Linked DNA regions of Homo sapiens: all the other regions are linked to region 2. A link is an interaction called in ENCODE POLR2A ChIA-PET data of the cell type or tissue named here. Cell type or tissue: PC-3. All regions are shown on one strand. Each heading gives the region's core, and the rest is flanking DNA. Links, peaks and the distances in the headings are about the cores only.

Region 1 (7,251 bases), core at 802-5,801, 120 kb after region 2:
CTATTATGATGGTTGCTATATGATAATTTTATATTTCTCTTTCTTTTGGCTTTTATTAACAGAATTCTACCAAGAAAGAGCTTTTCTTTATCCTGTATGTATGTATGTATGTATGTATGTATGTATGTATGTATGTCTATATCAACTCAAGGATTTCTATTTTATTCATTGGGTTGTGATCAATTATTATTATATTTTTAATACTCAAATTTTCAAGATGTAGCCAGCATGAGTTCCTTCAGAGCTGGCTCCGGTTATTCTTTTAGTACTGTCTTACTTTGCGGTACAACAAGATGTTTCAGACTCATTTTGTGCTTTTCTTGCTCCCGTCCTAGAATCAGCTATTTCCCCAAAAATCTTGAATTCCTTTCAGTGGAATATGAAATTTTGAAACTAAAATCTAGGCACTCACTTATATTCATTGTTAGTTCTTAAAGAGTGTCATTGCTTCTAGACTCTTTCAGTGAATAAAACATATATGTGTTGGAAAGAAAGAGGGGCACAACAGACATTGGGGCCTACTTGAGGGTGGAGGGTGGGTGGAGGGAGAGGCTCAGAAAAAGAAAAAGTGTCAGGCACCATGCTTATACCTGCGTGATAAAATAATCTGTACACCAAACCCCTGAGTCACAAGTTTACCTATATAGCAAACCCGCACATGTACCCCTGAACCTAAAGTAAAAAGTTAAAATATTTAAAATAACAAAAATATGTGTATATAAACATATATATATACACATATATGGATCTATACACATTGCTTTATAAACATATAGAAACAAACATGTTCACATGGATACCTCCACTTTCAACTTGACAGCTCAGGGTCCTTTCTAGCCTCCCTCTTTTTTGTATTCATTTTTTTGTTTGTTTGCGTTGAGATGGAATCTTGACCTGTCACCCAGGCTGGAGTATAGTGGGGCAATCTTGGCTCATCGCAGCCTCTGCCTCCCAGGTTCAAGGCTGGTCTCGAGCTCCTGACCTCAGGTGACCTGTCTGCCTCAGCCTCCCGAAGTGCTATGATTACAGGTGTGAGTTACTGCACCTGGCCTAAAGATACATTCTGAGAAATGCTTCATTAGATAATTTCATTGTTGTGTGAACATCATAGAGTGTACTTACACAAATCTGGATGGTATAGCCTACTACACACCCAGGCTAGATGGTATAGCTTATTGCTCCCAGGCTACAAACATGTACAGTATGTTACTGTACTGAATACTGTAGGCAATTGTAACACAATGCTAAGAGTTTATGTATCTAAACATAGGAAAGGTACTGTAAAAATATGGTATAAAAGGTAAAAAAATGGTACACCTGTAGAGGGCACTTACCATGAATGGAGCTTGCAGGACTGGAAGTTGCTCTGGGTGAATCAGTGAGTGAGTGAGTGGTGAGTGTGAAGGCCTAGGACATTACTGCACACTACTGTAGACTTTATAAACCCTGTACACTTAGCCCACACTAAATTTATTTTAAAAATTTTCTTCCTTTAATTATAAATTAACTTTAGCATACTGTAACCTTTTTACTTCATAAACTTTTTAATTTTTTAACTTTTGACTCGTAACACTTAGCTTAAAACACAAACACATTGTATAGTGATACAAAAATTTTTTTTATCCTTAGTGTATAAGATTTTTCTATTTAAAAAAAATTTTTTTTACCTTTTAAACTTATTTGCTAAAAATGAAGACATAAACATGCACATTCACCTAGACCTGCACAGGGGAAGGATTATGACTATCCCTGTCTTCCACCTCCACATCTTGAAGGTCTTCGGGGGCAGTAACACACATGGAGATGCCACCTCCTGTGATAACAATGCCTTTTTCTGGAATACCTCCTGAATGACCGGCCTAACTTGCTTTACAACTAACTTAAAAAAAATTATTAGAAGAAGTACACTCTAAAATAACAAGAAAAAGTGTAATGTAGTAAATACATAAACCAGTAACACAATAGTTTATTATTATCAAGTATTATATATTGTCCATAACTGTATGTGCTACACTTTTCTTCAACTGGTAGCACAGTAATTTTACTTACACCAGCATCACCACAAGCATGTGAATGCAACCGCTATGACATCATAAGGTAAGAGGAATTTTTTAGCTCTGTTGTAATCGTATGGGATTATCTTCCTATACTCTGTTCCTTGTTGACAGAAACTTCGTTATGGGGGATACGACTATATTTCTTTCTTTCTTCAAGCCTCCTGTGTGTACCTAATCTCTTGACCACAGTAGTATCTCTTTGGCAATTAGCTCCCTCATTACTCCTCATGGTCCCTTTATTCCCCACCCTATGACCCTGTCTCCGCTGCTACTGCCTTAAGTCCATCGCTGGCCCCATTGCCCCACAATCCCTTCACCTCCATGCCTGCCTTTGGTCATGATGCTGACTCCAAAGAAAGAGGTGTTAGGAAACCAATTAGGTAGGCTAAAATGAAGAGGAATAGAAGTGTTTTCTTCTCTATACTTTGTGTTTTGAAATTTTATTCTAATGTTTCTAGTTTGGATTTTTTTTTCCTATTGAATTTAACTTTCTGATTGCATGTGAGGAACGCTTTTGACAGAGGAATCCCATCACTTTTTGTTCTTAAAAATTCTTTGCCTCTATCGCTCCAAATATAGCTATTCCTTTTTGTCTTTTGTCCCCCCTTAGGAAAATTCCTTAAGTCAAGATAGAGTAGAGTTCCTGGATCTATTTGCTATGTCTCTTACAATTTCCTCCACTGTTTACATCTCATTACCTCTGTTTTATGCTCTGGAAGAATTCCTCAGCAATATATTCCAGCTACCAATTTACTCTTTAGTAGATACATTAATACCATGTTATTCAGTCTGTTTACTAAATTGTGTGTTTATATATATATATATATATATATATATATTTTTTTTTTTTTGAGACAGAGTCTCACTCTGTCACCCAGGCTGGAGTGCCACGGCACGATCTCAGCTTACTGCAACCTCTGCCTCCCAGGTTCAAGCAATTCTCCTGCCTCAGCCCCCCGAGTAGCTAGGATTGTAGGCATGCGCCACCATGCCCAGCTAATTTTTGTACTTTTAGTAGAGTGGGGTTTCACCATGTTGGCCAGGCTGGTCTTGAACTCCCGAGTTCAAGTGATCTGCCTGCCTTGGCCTCCCAAAGTACTGGGATTACAGGCGAGAGCCACTGCATCCCGCCTTAATATTTTTAATTTCTAAAACCTTTAGCTGATTATTTGTATTACTACTTATTCTTATTTCATAACCACTTGTTCTTATTTTATTATTTGATTACATGCTCTGCTTTAATTCTCTTATAGTATTAAATATTCTTTGAAATACTTTCTATTAACTCATTTCCTCAGGTGTAAGTTCTTTCTTGTGAGGTGAGAGGCTTGAGTGTGTTAACAATCTTTCCCATTTTTGCCAAGGGTTGGTAAGTCTTATTTGACTGTTTATCTTTATAACAGAATTCTCCTGGATATGTGCTGATCTGTAACATTCTCCTACATGGGATCCAATTTGAATCCTTGTAGGAATAATGTAGTTCTCCTTACAGAACATGACATGGCTATGGCAAGGGTAGTATTTTATTTCAGGATGGCTGTCTTGACTTCTCAGCACAGCAGCTCTGACATGCTTCAGATGTAAAGGCCTCAAACATTTCCTGCTTATAATAACTTTAAATTATGATGGCTTTCCACACAATGGATGCCTCCTAAGTCTATGGCTGTAGTTTTGGTTCACTTCTATGTCTGCCAGTCTTTTCGTGATGACTCACAGTTTCACGCCCACTAAGTTTCTTCTCTTATTAAGGCTCCTTCCTTCTTTCGTGCCTGTTTGCTTGCTTTCTTTTCTTTCTTTCTCTCTCTTTTTTTCTTTCTCTTTCTTTCTCTCTCTTTCTTTCTTTCTCTTTCTTTCTCTCTCTTTCTTTCTTTCTCTTTCTTTCTTTCTTCCCTTCCTTTCTCTCTTTCTCTCTCTCTTTCTTTCTTTCTTTCTTTCTTTCTTTCTTTCTTTCTTTCTTTCTTTCTTTCTTTCTTTCTTCCTTTCTGTCTCTTTCTCTCTCCCTCCCTCCCTCCTTCCCTTCCTTCCTTCCTTCTTTCCTTCCTTCCTTTCTTTCCCTCCCTCTTTTCTTTCTTTTCCCTCCCTCCTTCCTTCCTTCCTTCCTTTCTTCCTTCCTTCCTTCCTTCCTTCCTTCCTTCCTTCCTTCCTTTCTTTCTTTCTTTTTCTTTCTTTTTCTTTCTTTCTTTCTTTCTTTCTTTCTTTCTTTCTTTCTTTCCTTCCTTCCTTCTTTCTTTCTTTCTTTCTTTTTTCTTTTTCTTTCTTTCTCCCCTTCCTCTTCCCCTTCCCCTTCCCTTTCCCTTTCCCTTACCCTTACCTTCCTTCTTTTTTTCTTCTCCTTTGGTTTGGTAGGGAGGTTAAGTCTAAATCTTAGAACCAGAATCTATAAATAATATTTAGTACCTGTATGTTAATAAATTTATGAAAGCAATGAAATTTTATGTCTGTAGCTTCATAAATATTGACTCTAACTCTTCTTCATATTTGGAGCCCGAAGGCTTTCCTGAATCATTCTCATCCATGTATATATAGCACTATATGGAAAACACATTTCCTGGGAGACCAAATTGTTTAACATGTTTAGGATCAAAACATTGATACTGTACCATGGAAGAACACTGATATCTTGTCTGTATATCATGTTTGATTAAATTCACACTTTCTTTTTATCTTTAATTGAATTAAGTATTTCTGTAAGTTAAATAGAGTCTCTTGAAAGTCAGTCAAAGGTTTTTAACAGCTATTTGGGAGCCTGATTATGGTTCCTTATAAGCACGTATCATTTGGACCAATCTCTGCTAGTTTTGAAATTTTGAGGATTAAAAAGATTTGGCAATTTCTATTAGCTTTAATTGCACCACCTGGCTCTTGCCAGGTAATCTTTAGCTTCTGCTACCGCAATAACACTTTATTTCAGTGCTGCTTCATAATATCTTCTGAAAGCATGTTAAGTAAAAATTTAGAATCTGAATTTAAGTCAATGTGCAACTATATGGTGCGTGAAACCAGTGCAGATAACAGGGTCACAACCCAATGCCATTTTGTTTACCTCTAGTTTGCGAGCAAACAGAATTTTTTTTTTTACTTGGATTTCTTCTATCCAAGTAAAGATTTCTTCTTGATTTGAATAAGTTTGTTTATGTGCAGGCAATGCCAGCTGCATCACTACTTACTTCTCAAAGTATTTTTGGACATGACTTGTGCAAAGGTATGTTTTAAAGTCAAGAAAATGTGGTATTTTTCATTTGACCCAGCAATCCCATTACTGGGTATATACCCAAAGGATTATAAATCATTCTACTATAAAGACAGATGCACATGTATGTTTATTGTGGCACTGTTCACAATAGCAAAGACTTGGAACCAACCCAGATGCCCATCAATGATAGACTGGATAAAGAAAATATGGCACATATACACCATGGACTGCTATGCAGCCATAAAAAAGGATGAGTTCATGTCCTTTGCAGGGACGTGAATGAAGCTGGAAACCATCATTCTCAGCAAACTAACACAAGAACAGAAAACCAAACACTGCATGTTCTCACTCATAAGTGGGAGTTGAACAATGAGAACACATGGACACAGGGAGGGGGACATCACATACCCAGCCTGTCAGGGGTGGGAGGCTAGGGGAGGGATAGTATTAGGAGAAATATCTAATGTAGATGACGGGTTGATGGGTGCAGCAAGCCAGCATGGCACATGTATACCTGTGTAACAAACCTGCATGTTCTGCACATGTACCCCAGAACTTAAAGTATAATAATAAAAAAAAAGAAAACATGGTATTTTTGTTAAATATGTAAAATACTGAATGAGAGAATCTAAGCAAAATAGACACAATAGTCATGGAATAAGAAGAAGCAATCAGATTGGTTTCTATATGAAATAGGTCTCCTTTAGCTGCATGGAAAAGGAAACCTGATTCTAAATAGCTTAAGAAAAAGAATGTATTGGTGCCCATAACAAAATGTTAAAGGTTTGACACAGGACTCAGAATATCATCAGGCCCTAGTTTTGCCACATCTCTCTAGTTTCATATTTCCTTTGTTGGCTTCATTCTCAGGCTAACTCTAGGCCTAACTTCTCCAAGGCTCAAGTCCAGAGGAAAAGAGAAAGTGCAGTTTCCACAAAAATCCTGGGAGCCATTGTAATGGGACCAGCGTAGGTCATGTGGTCCCTGACCCAATCTCTTGGGGGATCTATTGCTCTAAGTGGCCAGGAACTAGGATGGTATGCCAACCAAAACACATGGATTGATAGTTGAGGGTGGAGAAATAGTTCTGGAAGGAAGTTTGTGCAATTTAATTTTAAAAAGGAGGAAATGAATATTGGGAAGTTAAGAACAACAAAATGTCATAGATATGGTTGAGTACGGAAGACACAGAAAGAACAGACTTTTAGGTTTTTAACTCCCAATCGTAGAATCTGAAAGTGGCTGTGAGTTCTCTTTTATTACAGAACTAATCAAATTATAAAGGTTTGTAAAAGTTTCTAATTAGTTTTCTGTCATCAATCTCACATAATATTTCTGTTCATTTATGTATAGACTAAAGAACATTTATTTAGAATCAAACTAAAAAAAGAAAAATATATAGAAAGTAAAATAGAAAAAGGAAAAAGGAAATGTTTCCTTAATTAATCCAAGTGCACTTGAGACTGTTTTTATTTATTACGAAGACCTGGAAAACTTTAATTACATTGCTCCATTTGACTTTAGTGAATAGGTAAATAATTGTAAAAAATTCTGTTTGCTCACAAACTAGAGGTAAACCTAACATACTGTTTATTATTCCATAAATCCCAGATACAGTGCACTGCTTCTGCTTCTGGTCAGATCTCAATCATTCTTGTTTACAGACCTACCCAATAGCATAAATATATGCAAAATATTATTGTAATATAGTATTCTGGCCTCAGAATTGATGTATAACACGTTTCCTTTGAGGTCTTAACAGATGAAAATAGAAAACTAAAACAACAATAAAAGCGGCCACTGGCTTTCCTTTCTTTCTTGCTTGCTTTCTGTTTTTTTTTGTCTCACTTTGTCATCCAGGTTGGAGTACAGTGGTGAGAACATAGTTCACAGCAGCCTAAACCTCCTGAGCTCAAGCAATTCTCCTGTCTCCCAAGAACTGGGACTACAAGCACTGGCCTACACACCTTGCTAATTTTTGTATTTTTGGTAAAGACATGG
Region 2 (7,251 bases), core at 1,445-6,444:
GGATTGTGAAACTGATGACACCCAATTCATGCAGGGCAGCCCACGCTGCGTACTTACTTGACTTCATAATCAGATATTTGGTGGGTTTTTTTTTCTACAGCTACACCTACTGGAATGGGAGGACATTTGGATCTAGAAGCAAGACAGGAGCTGTTACACAAAAAGAGAATAGTTACTGCTAATGTGACATCAGTTAGCTCCAAAACCCCAGAGTACCTTGCAGTAACTCTTTTATGTTCAAGGCTCTCATGCATCTTGGATACTACTGGATCAGTGTGGCTATCATGTCACCTGGCAGGACAGCTTTCCTTGCAGACTGGACTAGCTGGAAAACCTTCTCTTAATCTACTTTGGGCAAATTTTTGTGTCACCTATTAGGTGCCCAGAGGTCACAAAAATTCCAAAATCCAGAAAGATTCCCTGTTAATGTTAGGTACCGTAACTTGTTTTCCACTTAGGGAGAATACTCTGTCATATCATTGACATTAGAACCTCCCTCTTCTTTCTAGGACAGAGGATGTAGGTTCTCTTATTTCTTAAAGATGTATCTCTAATTTCTTCCTAAGTTAACTAGGGCATTGCCACTTGCTGTTCTCCAGGAGTAATCAGCTTGAGATTGTAAATGTATTGCATCAGTGTCATGGCCTAGGAGGAATGCAATGTTGTCAAGGCTCCAGAGGACCAGATTTTGGCACAGACACAGAGTAAACAAACTGTTGCTCTTACCAGGTGAAATCAAACTGCTCCTAATAGTCCAAGTGAGCAGGAATAAAGTAATGCACAATCGACATATCATGGACAACAGATGAGAAATCAGGAACTTTATTCATCTATTCTAGTAAAGAAGCCATTTGGAGATTGCAAAGTGCAGTTGGAATTAGCATTGGTTTTTGCACTGACCATATTGAGGTATTGAATGGGGAGAGAAATCATTGGCCAGCATCTTACAAATCTTTAATAATAGCTTTAATCGCTGCAGTTCCCCGTGAAAAAGTGATCTTGTTTCTGACTTAACATTTTGATGGGGAAAAGAGTCCAGATAATTTCCCCTTGGTTGATGCTACCCTAATAGTCCTTAAGGACTATTAAGGGTTTTTTTGTTTTGTTTTGTTTTGTTTTAACAAAGTGAGGATTCTGCCACATGCTGAGGACTGCTATCCCAACTGTACTCTCCTAGTGGGCAAATGACTATATGGTAAGTTTTGGGTCCTGATGGTAAACTTAAAACACCTTTTCAGTTAGCCAGCATAATCCCTTGATCTAAAATACTGACTGTAGTGGTTCTGTACATTTTCAGCAATTCCAGTAAACTCAGATTTAGATTCCAAATATCCCCTAAAAGTTTGTGGCTTTTCCATCCTCCAGGGTATATTTACCCATACACATGACAGCCTCTCTTTGAGGAAGGTCTAGGTTCAATTTCCACATGGTGTGTACCTAAGGTTACAAGATTTCCCAGGTTCCAGGTTCCACAGGTTCCATGTCTATAAATTGGTTCTTTAGAATTGACTAAGGGACCATGATTCTTTTAAACATTGACCTTAGTAAGGCCTTCTCCCACCAAGCTTGTGTGTTTATTTCTATCCCCCTTCAGTACTTACTTGGAGGCTACATCAGTAATGGTACTGGGCAGTGAGCAACAAGGAATTGTTGATCTTTAGACAGAAGTGCCAATGGCAGTAATGAAATTGAAAGCCCCTAAACATTTATTTAGGTCAAAGTATGCATTAAAAATTCACATCTGTAAGTCTACACTGATGACAGAAAAGAGCACTAAGTAAAGCTATTAAGGCTAAATTTGAGGCTAAGAGAATACTTAGAAGAAAATTAAATAGAAAATAACATCAAGGTCAGTGCCTCCAAGTACATACATAGCAAATAAGTGAGGTGAGTGACACTTGGGATCAATGGTCCAAGATCTGAGCTGTTCTCATATCTTGACCATACCAATTAAGGATGAATAAAAGCCTTTAAGCAAGCCATCCAAAAATAGGGCAGCCTCAAAAATTTGCATTTCAGAATTTCCTATGAAACACCTCTACCATTTGCTTCCTTACTGAATGCCTAATATGTTACTATAAGTCAGAGAGTGTTCTAAGGATGCAATGGTGAGCCAAATTAGACATAGGCTTGTTCTCAAGGAGTTTACATTCTACTGGAAAAGACAGATATTAAGTCGTCATACAAATAAATGTCAACCTGTAATAGTGATAAATGCTATAAGGGAAAGTAATTGATGCTATAAAAGTTTATCACAGCAGGACTTCACCTAGTCAGCAAGGTCAGAGAAGCTTCCCTAAAGTTTGGTTGATACCAAAAGAATGAGTAGTAAATGCTAAGATGAAAAGAAACTATCAACAGAGTAAACAGACAACCTACAGAATGGGAGAAAATTTTTGCAATCTATACATCTGACAAAGGTCTAATATCCAGCATCTATAAGGAACTTAAATTTACTAGGGAAAAAACATTAAAAAGTGGGCAAAGGACATGAATAGACAATTGTCGAAAGATGACATACATGTTGCCAAAAAACATATGAAAAAAAGCTGGCCAGGTGCAGTGGCTCACGCCTGTAATTGCAGCACTTTGGGAGGCCGAGGCGGGCAGATCACTTGAGGGGTAGTAAGGAGTTCAAGACCAGCCTGGCCGACATGGTAAAACCCCATCTCTACTAAAAATACAAAAATTAGCCGGCCATGGTGGCGGGCACCTGTAATCCAAGCTACTTGGAAGGCTGAGGCAAGAGAATCACTTAAACTCTGGAGATGGAAGTTGCAGTGAGCTGAGATCGTGCCACTGCACTTCAGTCTGGGCGACAGAGTGAGAAAAGCTCAACATCGCTGATCATTAGAGAAATGCAAATCAAAACCATAATGAGATACCATCTCACACCAGTCAGAATGGCTATTATTAAAAAAAAAGTCAAAAAATAACAGATGCTGGCAAGGTTGTGGAGAAATAGGAATGCTTTTACACTGTTGGTGGGAGTGTAAATTAGTTCAACCATTGTGGAAGACACTGTGGTGGTTCCTCAAAGACCTGGAGACAGAAATACCATTCAACCCAGCAATCCCATTGCTGGGTATATACGCAAAGGAGTATAAATTATTCTATTATAAAGATACATGCACATGTATGTTCACTGCAGCACTATTCACAACAGCAGAGAGGTAGAATCAACCTAAATGCCCATCAATGACAGACTGCATAAAGAAAATGTGGTACATATACACCATGGACTACTATGCAGCCATAAAAAGGAATGAGATCATATCCTTTGCAGGGACATGGATGGGGCTGGAGGCCATTATCCTTAGCAAACTAATGTAGAAACAGAAAACAAAATGCCACATGTTCTCATAAGTGAGAGCTAAATAATGAGAACACACGGACACATGGGGGGTAACAACACACACAGGGACCTGTTGGAGGGCAGGAGATGGGAGGACAGAGCGGATCAGGAAGAATATCTAGTAGGTGCTGGGCTTAATACCTGGGTGATGGGATGATCTGTGCAGCAAACCATATGGCACACGTTTACCTATGAAGAAACCTGCACATCCTGCACATGTAACCCTGAGCTTAAAACAAAAGTTGGAAATGAAATGAAAAAAATGTCATTTGATGTCAATTGAAAGAATGAGAATGGAAGTTTGCCTGACAACTAGTGTTGGACAGTGTATTAAAACTGGCATTGATATACAGCCAGTGAGATTTTTAGTTGGTACCACTTTCCTGGGAAGAGACTTGACGATATGTTCTAAGAGCCTTTAAGCTTGATTTCATATGCACCAAGCAATTTCTAATTTAAGTTTGGATTCTCATGTTTATCTTTTGTGGAGACACAGCACTGGTCATGGCACTAGGAGAGTGATATTTTTCACTATATATTTAAAAATTGGCCTTTGAGTCTATGTGTCTAATGTGAGTCTACCCCTAAATGGTAGCTTTCCTTATGGGATTCTGGCAAAATCAGGCTCCTGATCCTGTAATACCAAAAGCCAGCCCATGGACTATGGTTAATTGAAGGAGTAAGTGTTCCCTGGAGAGGGCTCTTGACAATGATGCAATTGGTATCCTTTGCAACACCTTGGCTGACTACTCCCTGTTAATTCAAACTGCAACAGAAAATATAGTTTATTTGAAAAGAAACTAAGAGAATGATATGTTTCAGTGCTGGTATGCGAAGAAGTATTCCAAGTATGAGCAAAAGGGTAGGGCAGGAGTAAACACTATGTGCATTGTGAAATAATTGGTGGCTTTGCAGCCTAAGATGAGTAGTCTCAGGTGACAAGTGACTCAAGAGTTCTAAGGCCATCTGTTGGAACAAAGGTGATTTTGGAAAAACAAATCTAACTGAACTTGTGATGGTGCTAAGATTAGGAAAGTTATATCCTGACTTTATTTGCAATGTTATAATTTTTTGTAAGGAAGAAAGTATTCATATCTTACTTGAGTAATTAGAAAATCTTCAATAAAAATTTAGGGAAATGTCAAAGAAAGAAAATGCTAAGATGATGAAGAATAAGAAAAAATATTTGAGGCAGATAGAAGAGCATTATTTAAGCCCTTTTGGAAGAAGAGAGCCTAGTGAGTCTAGAGTTCCATTAGAAAGTCCAGTGTAGCCGCAGTAACGAAGACTAAGCATGAGATGGTGAAGTATAGGGGAAGGTGAGACCCAAGGTAGGCCAAAACCATGCATGAACTTAAAGGAGAAAAATAAAGTCTGAAGGATGTTAAGAATGAAAAATAGGATGTGGTCATATTTGACCTTTTTATACATACAAATAATCCAACAATAATATAGAGAGCAGATACAGCAGTTGGGCAGAATGGGTGTGGTTATACCAGTCTGAAATCTGTTGTAGATATAATTGGAGAAATGGTAGCTTTGACTCGGATAGTGGTGGGAGATTCAAGAGCTATTTAGGAGGTAAAAAGGCAGCAGTTGTTGTTACATTGATACTTTGGAAATAGTGTTGAGGAACAGAGAGGAGCCAATTCTGACGTGTGGGTTCTTCTTGGTCAAATGGTGGCAATATCCATTGTGATAGACAATAGTGGATGAGAATCAGGATTGAGGAAATAATATGAGCTTAGTTTTATGCAAAGTGAACTTGAGGTACCTCTGAGAAAACCAAAATTAGTAGGCAATTGAATATATGAATTTGAAACTCAGAGTAGAGGTTCGGACTGGTGCTATGATTGGTAAGTCATCTGGATATGGGTTTTCACTGAAACCACAGGATCTGATGAGAAAACTGGTGCTCATTTTGTCATCTGAACATTCATGCAGCAGCTAAAGTGTGTTGCAATTATTTCTCCAATAGCAAAAAAGATAAGGTACATGAAGTTGGATATTTGCCAGAATCTAACGATCAGGGAAAGTCTGAGATGGTATTTTATTGACATTTCACAAAATTAAAATACAACATTACTTATTATTTTTGTACAAATTTTATTACTTTCTTAATAAATCTTACATTTTTAAAGGTTGTTCATTTGCTCCAAGGATTTCTGTGATCAGATGATCTCACTTTGCAGTCAATTAATAGGGTGCAGTACATTTTAGGCAGTTTATCATGTAGTTTTCATATTATGTTTAATTTTTATGTGATTAAGATTCTTATTACCTTAATTTGGGAGTCCATGCATGTGCCTAAAGCAAATTAAATGTTAGGACAATGAAGAAAGATTGAGATAAACTGGCCTAGTAGAATAACATACCCCCTTTCCTTTTTTTTTTTTTTTTAACATTTAAAAATGTTATTGGATTGAGTATCAGGGCCCTTTCATTCATTCATTGAGTGAATACTGACTTAGGACCTTTTGTGTTCTAGGCATTGAACTATGCACTGGTGAATAAAACATAGTGTATTATGGAAGATGAACGAAGTCTAGTACACTATCTGGTACTAGTTGGTGCTAAGTAAATATTTGCTGACAGAATTAACCTAATGTCTAATATAAAAGTTATGAAGGTTAAAAAAAAGTGTTGTAATAGAGAATGAGGAAAGGAAGCTACCTGGATTAAATGATCAGAATAGGTCTATCTAAAGAGAAAATATTTAAGACATAATTTGAAGACTAATCATGTGCCACTCATGCTTAGCATTCTGGTCAGAGGAAACAGCATGGGCACAGACCCAAAGGCAATGTAATGAAAACAGGTGGTTGTGGTTTCTGCCCAGTATCAACTTACCCTTCTTCTAGCAACTTTACATTTTTTCTCTACACAAACATTTCTGCTCTAATTTCCAGCCAGGTACTTCCATTTAAGGTGACTCCACACCTTGCACCAGATCTCAGGTCTGGCTAATCAGAACACTGCATCTCTCAGGTCAGGGTTTAGACCTCTGACTCAGTAGGACCTGTGAGATATAATTTAATTTTACTGAGACTGGCAAATGGGTGGGGGGCTCTTATCCAATATACTTGAATTTGGGGTGAAAAGAAGGCCAACAGAAAAAAAGTGGAGGACCAACAGAATGGTCAGAAACCAATTATTTATATACTACAGGCAGTTGGGCTAGGTAACACTTGACTCTCAAGAACATGAAGGATCTCTGTGTTGTTGGAACATATTGATGAGGCGGAAGTGGGATTAAAGATGATTCTGGAGATGTAAACGGAGTCCTATTAGTCTTATAGACTTTGATTGTGGAGTTTGGATTTTATTCTAAAAACATTGGAAATAAAGCATTTGAAGTAGAAAAATAACATGCAATTTACATTTTTAAATTACTCTGGGTTTGTAAAGATGGTAAAGACAGAAAACTCTCTTCTCAACAAATAAGAAAACTGGTAAAAATTGTCAGCATTAAAAAATGTAAAACTCTAGAAGTTAACCAAACTTTGCTACACTTTTAGCAATCCAGGGTGGGTTTATTCAGGAAAAACAGTAGAATCTTGGTAAGAACGGCAAGCTTCATGGCACTTTACCTGGCCCTATTCTCATCTTTCCCTCTCTAGCACCACAGTAGCTTTGAAAACATTCTGCAATCATGGTGAAAACCAGCTGTTTGGTAGCTCCCAAAAGAGACAGAACAAAGGTAGAGTTCCTTCTAAGCCTCTAATGAAGAGAATTGTCATTTTACCTGTCTGGTAGTTCCCTTGATGACCCACTTGCAAAGTTGTCTTTATTTGACCTGACTCAGAGCTCTCCCAGTATAAAAACATTTTCCCTGGGGTATTTTTGAAAACACAGGCAATTTATAAACTTTCCAGCTGCCTAAAATTGTGGATAAC
Region 3 (7,251 bases), core at 1,362-6,361, 520 kb before region 2:
GAAGGCAAAGATATTTGACCTGAGTCTTGAAGAATAAACAGAAATTCACATATTTGACTGCAGAAGAGAAGGAATATATATTTCAAATATAAGACCCTAGACCAAAATATATATACACACACATACACATATCTATAGTTTTTTGGAAAACATTGATAGTTGAGTGTACTGCAATGGAAAATGCCTATAGAAGCAAGCTTTACACACAAAATAACAGTTAGCTGGGCCTGGGTCTCATGCGTCCCGGAAATCACTGGCAGATATGACTGGAAATTATTCATTAATATTTACCACTTCTCTACTTCTGCTAATAGGTCCCGGTTTATGACTGCAAAACAATGGTTTAAACAGTATTCATTCTGGAACATCACTCAATTTCACTAATACTAGTAAGTAAATAAATATGTATGCGTGTGTCTATATATAAAGTAAGTATGAAATAACTGTTTCAAATAAATAACTCCTTCCCAACATTTTTTTTTTCAGGATCCCAAACACTCTGATATCAGAATGTTCTTCCCTATTCGGGCTAGTTTATAAAGTTCATTTGAGAGTATTCTGAAATTAAATAAAACAAACCTAAAACAGTAAGACTGCATATTGGAAAATGATACTGTGTATAATTTTTGAGACATCTAGCAATCAGATGACTATGCCACCATTTCATTCTTTAATCTCAGCATTTTGGGAGGCCGAGGTGGGCAGATCATGAGGTCAGGAGATCCAGACTGTCCTCGCTAACACGGTGAAACCCCATCTCCACTAAAAATACAAAAAATTAGCCGGGTGTGGTGGCAGGCACCTGTAGTCCCAGCTACTAGGGAGGCTGAAGCAGGAGAATGGCATGAACCCAGGAGGCGGAGATTGCAGTGAGCTCCCGCGCCACTGCACTCCAGCCTGGGTGACAGAGCGAGACTGTCTCAAAAAAAAAAAAAAAAAAAAAAAAAAGAAAAGAAACGAAAAAGAAAAGAAAAGAAAAAGAAAAAGAAAATAATGTAATACACTCTTCATCTTCAGCTTACTTATAGGCTTGTAAATTAAGTAGGCATGCAGAAAACACTGCAAATTATTGAAAAAGAAAAGCCAGAAGTCGTTATTTGCAGATTAAACAACTGATTACTTGGAAAATCCAAGAGCTTTAACAGAAAAAGTATTAGAACTAATAAGAGTTCAGTAAAGCGATGTAACTTTTAAAACTCAATACCTATATACAAAAACTTAGAAAATACAACAAAATGATCAAAACAATAAAACACTTAGTAATTACCAACCATAAATGTACAAGCATTTTTCTCTCTATAAAACTAAGTGATGAGTACAAAAAGCCCTGAAGAAAGTGCAATGCCATATTATTTCCCTGGATTAAAATCCTTAATATTATAAAGACATCCACATTTCTAAATAACTGTAAATATCAGTTTACCCTAAGTTAATTTATGAATTCAAGACAATAAAAAATAAAATCCTACCTACATTTTTCGTGAAAACTAACAAGCAGTTTGAAAAAGAATAAGGGTAGAATCAGGCCCTAGTGGATATCAAAACACATAATAAAACTTCGCTTATTAAGGCAATATAGTTTGAGCTCTGGGATAGATCCATTTTTATATTCTATTCTGTTCCACTCCTTTTCTATTCAAATTAGAGTGGTCTATTTAATAAATTATGAAAAGAATTAGATACCTATCTGAAAAACATTCCTATTTATATCACAAAGAAAAATACAATTCAGAACAAAAATATATACATATATAAAAAGTGCCAAAAGAAAATTTGGGACAATGTTTAGCTAACAGGTTAGAAAGAAATTCACAGATCCTAGAAGTTCTAAAGGAAATAAATAATTTGATTAAAAATAAAGCCCAAAAACTTCTAGGCAATAAAATATACCATAATGAAGTTAGAAGAAAAGTCACAGATTAGCAGAAAGTATGACCAAATATTAAGATGAAACATGAATATTCCTAATATATAAAGGGCTTTATCAACTCAAACAATTGCATGTATAAGTAGGTAAAGGAAATTGAGAATTGAACAAAGAAGAAATACTAATGTCCAATTAATGATATAAAGATGTTCAGCTTTATTAAAAATTAAGCAAATGCAAATTAAAACAAGGAGATACTATGCATTCATCCATAAGAATAGATTTTTTTTAAAGACTACCACATCCAGGCAGGACACAGTGGCTCATGCCTGTAATCCCAGCATTTTGTGAGATCTAGGAGGGCCGATCACTTGAGGTCAGGGGCTTGAAACCAGTCTGGCCAACATGGCGAAACCCCATCTCTACTAAAAATACAACAATTAACTGGGCGTGGTGGCGTGCACCTCGGGAGGCTGTGGCAGAATTGCTTGAACCTGGGAGGCAGAGGTTGCAGTGAGCTAAAATCATGCCATTGCACTCAAGCCTGGGTGACATAATAAGACTCAAAAAAACAAACAAAAAAAAGACTACAACATCCAGTGTTTGTGAGGATATAGAAAAAAAGGATACTTTTGAAGAGGAAAGCATAACTAGAAAGTAGTTATCAATATTTTAAATGTAAATGTCTTTTACATAATCATGTCACATTTAAGTGTTTACAGAAATACTTGCAAATGTGTACAAAGATGTATTTCAAAAGAAGTTCATTACAGCACTATCTGTAATAGCCCAAAGCAGGAAATTGCCTAATTGTCCACCAGTAGAGAAAATGGCTTGCTAAATCATGATATATACAAATATGTAATTCAATGCAGTGATTGAAGAGATGTATATCTCTCTACTGACATGGAAGACCCCAAGATACATACATCGTTAAGCTGAAGAGCATGCTGCAGATAAAGAGAAAGATATTCCCAATTCATACGATCCCCAATTGGTATGGTCCCAATTTTAACCTAATTTAAAGCCCCCTAAATTCCCTAGCTATGTAGCACTTGCCAAGTTGTAAAACCATGCTAAGGCGCAGTCTCCTTATTTACAAAATGGTTTTTATAATAATGCCTATCCCCATAAGAGTATTAGGAAAATAAAATGAAATAGTCCATGTAATTATGCTTGGTTCAATGAGGGGAGAGGAAAAGCTTTCTCAGGGTAATATGAGGGATAATATTTCCCCTGATACCTACTACCCATATCATACTCTCTTTTTTTAAATTAAATTTAAAAACATTTTTAATAGAGATTGGGGTCTCACCATATTGCACAGGCTGGTCTTGATCTCTTGGCCTCAAACGATCCTTCCACCTTGGTCTCCCAAAGTACTGGGATTATAGGCATGAGCCCAGCCTCATACTCTCTTTCATAAACATGTTTTGAATATATCACCCACTAGGATGTTTAATGCCCTTTAAGCAAAAATCTGCATAACTGACTTAGTATTAGAACATAGATTAGGCTGCCAAAATCCCCACCTATGTCTAGAGCAATGCACTGTCATTACACAATGGCTCATGGCCTGCCAGGCTTTCTGTGTTTTCTCTGACCAGGAAGCCCTTTCATCTACATGATCTTGATTCTTTCCATTTTCTTACAATAGTTCTATTATTTTTATTAACCTTAATTGCTCTACAAAAAAATGGATAATTAATCAGATAATAATCAGAGCATGACTCCTCCTGGTATTCCAGCAACACAAAAAACTCTAAAGGCCAACAGCATTCTGAGTCCTAATGTTCAACACCAACAAGATATATGTATTTTTGTAGTTCAAGCTACCTTCACATTGTTCCTGTTTTATTTCACTGAGAAAAGTAAACAAAAGATGTTTAAATTTAAGACTTCTTGTTTCAGAGCCAATAAGTGATATTCTGGTTTCTCGATCAAAGGAAACAAAACAAGACCTCATCCACTGCTTCACAGCAGAGACAGGCTTTCAGGGGTAACAAGTTTACAAACACGGTTAGCAAGGACATTTCTGAACGAACAACCCAAGGCTATGAAAAGCAAATAAAGTAAAAATTAGCTTATTTTAAGATTTCAACTAGAATCATTATCTTATATACATTTTCAGTAGTTTGAACCACAACACTTTTTCAAAACAGCAGCAATACATTTTCAACAATAAGAAAAAAACTTATTTCCTTCACTTCTTTATGACACATTTTCTTTAATCAATGCAGGTCTAAATAAATTCAGCATATTCTATAAATACTGACTGGAAGGAATCTCCCACAATGCTTCCACACGGTCTCAGTTCAGGCTATGGTCCAGGTTCTGTAAAATCTTCCTGACACATCAAAGATGAAAAATGTTCCAGGTCCTAGCATGCTGAGTTTCAGATGATGGCTAGCAAAGTGTGCTCCTGGAGATAAGCCAAACATTCACATGCTTCCACAAACAGGTTACACTCATCACAAGCTTCCTTGGCAGAACCCTGACTCACCTTCACATGATTTCAGTGGCTCTGCAAAATAAGCTCTAAATTGAAACTAACAATAAGCCTGGAGAAGATAGCCACATATTAACATTCCAAAAACCAACCTGGCAAGCCTCACAAAGGAGGATTCTAATAGCTTTAGAGCAATGTATAATCTCAACTTTCCTTTTCTTCCCCCAAATTAAGGTTAGTTCACTGATCGACAATAGGTAGAATTATCTAGTGTATTGATTGTCCAGTGTGTGCCCGGGAGTATGTTAGGTGCTTGCTGCAAAATGAAGTAAGCCAAACTGGAGTTTATAATCATCAGACAATTTAGGGTAAACACTGGTAGTCTCCAAAGATGTAAACAGCTGAGGGCTTTAGTCTACTCCTCTGCAAGCTTTTAACATAAGGAGTATGTTACAATGAAAAGAAATTTCAAACTAAATTCTGCTCATGTAAAAACATTGCTTAACTGGAAGGTGCAAAAAACAGACTCATAGGCCTATCTCATAAAACTCTAAAATCCCAGATTTCTGTCCTTAAAAGTCATTTTGAAAAGTAGCCTGTGTGAAAGGTTTACTTAAAGCAGTTGCAACTACATTCTACAGTAGGATACATTTAACCTTCTAAGTGGATCACTCACCAGAATCCTACATACCACAAAACAGGATCAAATGGAGTACTAGTTAGGTTATTACTCCAAAAGCTGTTAATCTGCAAGCCTCGCCTGACCCAAAGTCTAGTTACATAAAATATTTCTAAGGCTAACCCCTGTATCTTCAACATCATTCATTTCACCAATTATTTGTAGCATACTTAACGTTAATACATTGTCTTGTGTAGATTTAAAGTACCAATATCTGGGTGCAGGCTTCTAATCAGTGTCTTTCAAATAATAACTTACTAATCCTAGTGTGTGGATTCATGATTGAAATACCTAGAAAATTAACTAAAGGGTCCTAAAACAAAGTTACTCCCATAAATATTATGTTATATATGCCAAAGTACTTTAAATTATAGACAATATAGCACTTTACACAAATTATCTCTTTACCAACCAATCTAGGGAGTAAGGCAGAAAAGGGTAAAGAGAGTTCCCACGGTTTTTCATATTTTTACACGAGAAGTTCAGAGGACAATACACATGCTATATATAAGACAAAGTCTATTAGGACAAAAAGTACATTTCACTAATTGTAAGCCTAGTGTTTTAATGGATTACTAAAGAACAAGAAGTTGGGCTGGGCGTGGGGGCTCACGCCTGTAATCCCAGCACTTTGGGAGGCCGAGGCAGGCGGATCACCAGGTCAGGAGATCTAGACCAACCTGGCTAACACGGTGAAACCCCGTCTCTACTAAAAATACAAAAAAATTAGCTGGGCGTGATGGCAGGTGCCTGTAGTCCCAGCTACTCAGGAGGCTGAGGCGGGAGAATGGCATGAACCCAGGAGGCGGAGCTTGCAGTGAGCCAAGATCGCACCACTGCACTCCAGACTCCAGCCTGGGCAACAGAGCGAGACTGTCTCAAAAAAAAAAAAAAAAAAGAAGTGAAAAAAAACCAAACATACTCTATATAATGGGAGGTAGAGAGCATGCTAGTTCAAACGGCAACACAAGGAAGCCTACGTTTGTCAAGGTTTTCCAGAAAAATAGAATTAATATCTTTATATGTGTTTTTTTTATACATACTATATATATTTATATTAAAATTGATTTTAAGGAATTGTCTCATATGACAGTAGGGACTAGCAAATCCAAAATCTGCAGGGTAGGCCTGCAGGCCAGAGACCCAGGAAAGAACTAATGTTGCAGTTCAAGTCCAAAGACAGTCTGCTGGCAGAATCCCCTCTTCTCTGATGGAAGTCAGTCTTCTTCTATGAAGGTCTTCAATGAATTTGATGAGGCCAATCCACGTTAAGGAAGGTAATCTGCTTTAGCCCACTGCTTTAAATGTTCATCTCATCTAAAAGATACTTCATAGACTCTAGAATAATGTTTACCCACATATCTGGGTACTGTGGCCTACCAACGTTGACCCATAAAATGAGTCATCACAAAGTCTTTCAAACAGGATATTCTCTGGCTGCAAAACTGAACTTTTTGGTATTTGACAAGGTAGTCAGGAATATGACTTCCTTACAAGTAAGTAGAAATAAGACCGCAGATTTACAACACCTACAAGTTACAGAGACACTTTTGACAAGTTAAAGCATTTCATAAGGATAATATCATTATTTCCATACTTAAACTCCTAGCTTAGAAAAGAAAAAGCCAACCTAGCTAGGACTGCAGTAGGAAAGAATATTGAGGGGAAACTGCATGGGGCCCACATGTAAGGCAGCGGTCAATGAGAACTTGTGCTGCCACACGCTGTGGGCTTGGCCAACTCACTGGGCCTTTCTGAGCTCAGGCTTTTATGTGCAAGAAGGTAGGATCGATTATGATACTGAGGCTGCTGGATTCTAGGGTCAATCGCGACTCTGAAACCTAATCAAAATTCTTATCACTATGTGTCTCTGATGACAAGTCTTCAACTATTCATACCTACATTTGATGGTAAGTTAACTAAAAGCATGAATTCTAAGTTGTGGCTTATTTATAGCAAGTTATCTGTTCCACGTTTTTTAATATTGCCACATAAATACACAATCCTATAGAGCATTTCAGGAATGGATAATCTGGGACCCATATTTCTATCTAGAAGATATTATTATGTTTTTTAGATAGTTAAGCTTTTAGTTAATTTTACCACTCTGCTAGTTTCATTCTCATATCTAAATCATCTAATAGGCATTATAAATGCCAAACCAAAACACTTAGTCTACTGCCCTCCACTAAATATAGGTCAGCAAGGCAGCTGAAACCCCTCTACCCAGGTAAAAGATAATATCCATAAGCTACT

What was found. ChIA-PET counts read pairs that join two places held together with the same protein. Peaks named below come from ENCODE experiments on the same cell type or tissue, not always from the same donor. Only the 100,000 strongest peaks of a DNase experiment are listed, where the experiment ranks them.
Region 1: POLR2A ChIA-PET joins it to region 2 with 5 read pairs; 3 of 35 experiments call an interaction of 5 or more read pairs at or near these places.
Region 3: POLR2A ChIA-PET joins it to region 2 with 7 read pairs; 1 of 35 experiments calls an interaction of 5 or more read pairs at or near these places.

The regions. Positions count from the first base shown.
Region 1 is chr7:94,453,080-94,460,330 of GRCh38, reverse strand. No RefSeq gene overlaps it. Among named protein-coding and RNA genes, the nearest start is that of CASD1, 53 kb to the left of the region's middle. In PC-3, for the core only: no CTCF peak of the experiment used is centred there; no DNase peak of the experiment used is centred there.
Region 2 is chr7:94,577,723-94,584,973 of GRCh38, reverse strand. It overlaps a transcript of CASD1 not described here. Among named protein-coding and RNA genes, the nearest start is that of CASD1, 72 kb to the right of the region's middle. In PC-3, for the core only: no CTCF peak of the experiment used is centred there; DNase peaks (open chromatin) are centred at 4,243 and 6,163; H3K27ac peaks cover 1,259 bases.
Region 3 is chr7:95,102,005-95,109,255 of GRCh38, reverse strand. The region is part of intron 2 of PPP1R9A (protein phosphatase 1 regulatory subunit 9A); the gene reads right to left. It overlaps PPP1R9A-AS1 (PPP1R9A antisense RNA 1), which reads left to right. Exons shown (of 4, transcript NR_183324.1): 3 at 315-389. Among named protein-coding and RNA genes, the nearest start is that of PPP1R9A-AS1, 110 kb to the left of the region's middle. In PC-3, for the core only: no CTCF peak of the experiment used is centred there; a DNase peak (open chromatin) is centred at 4,325; H3K27ac peaks cover 1,164 bases.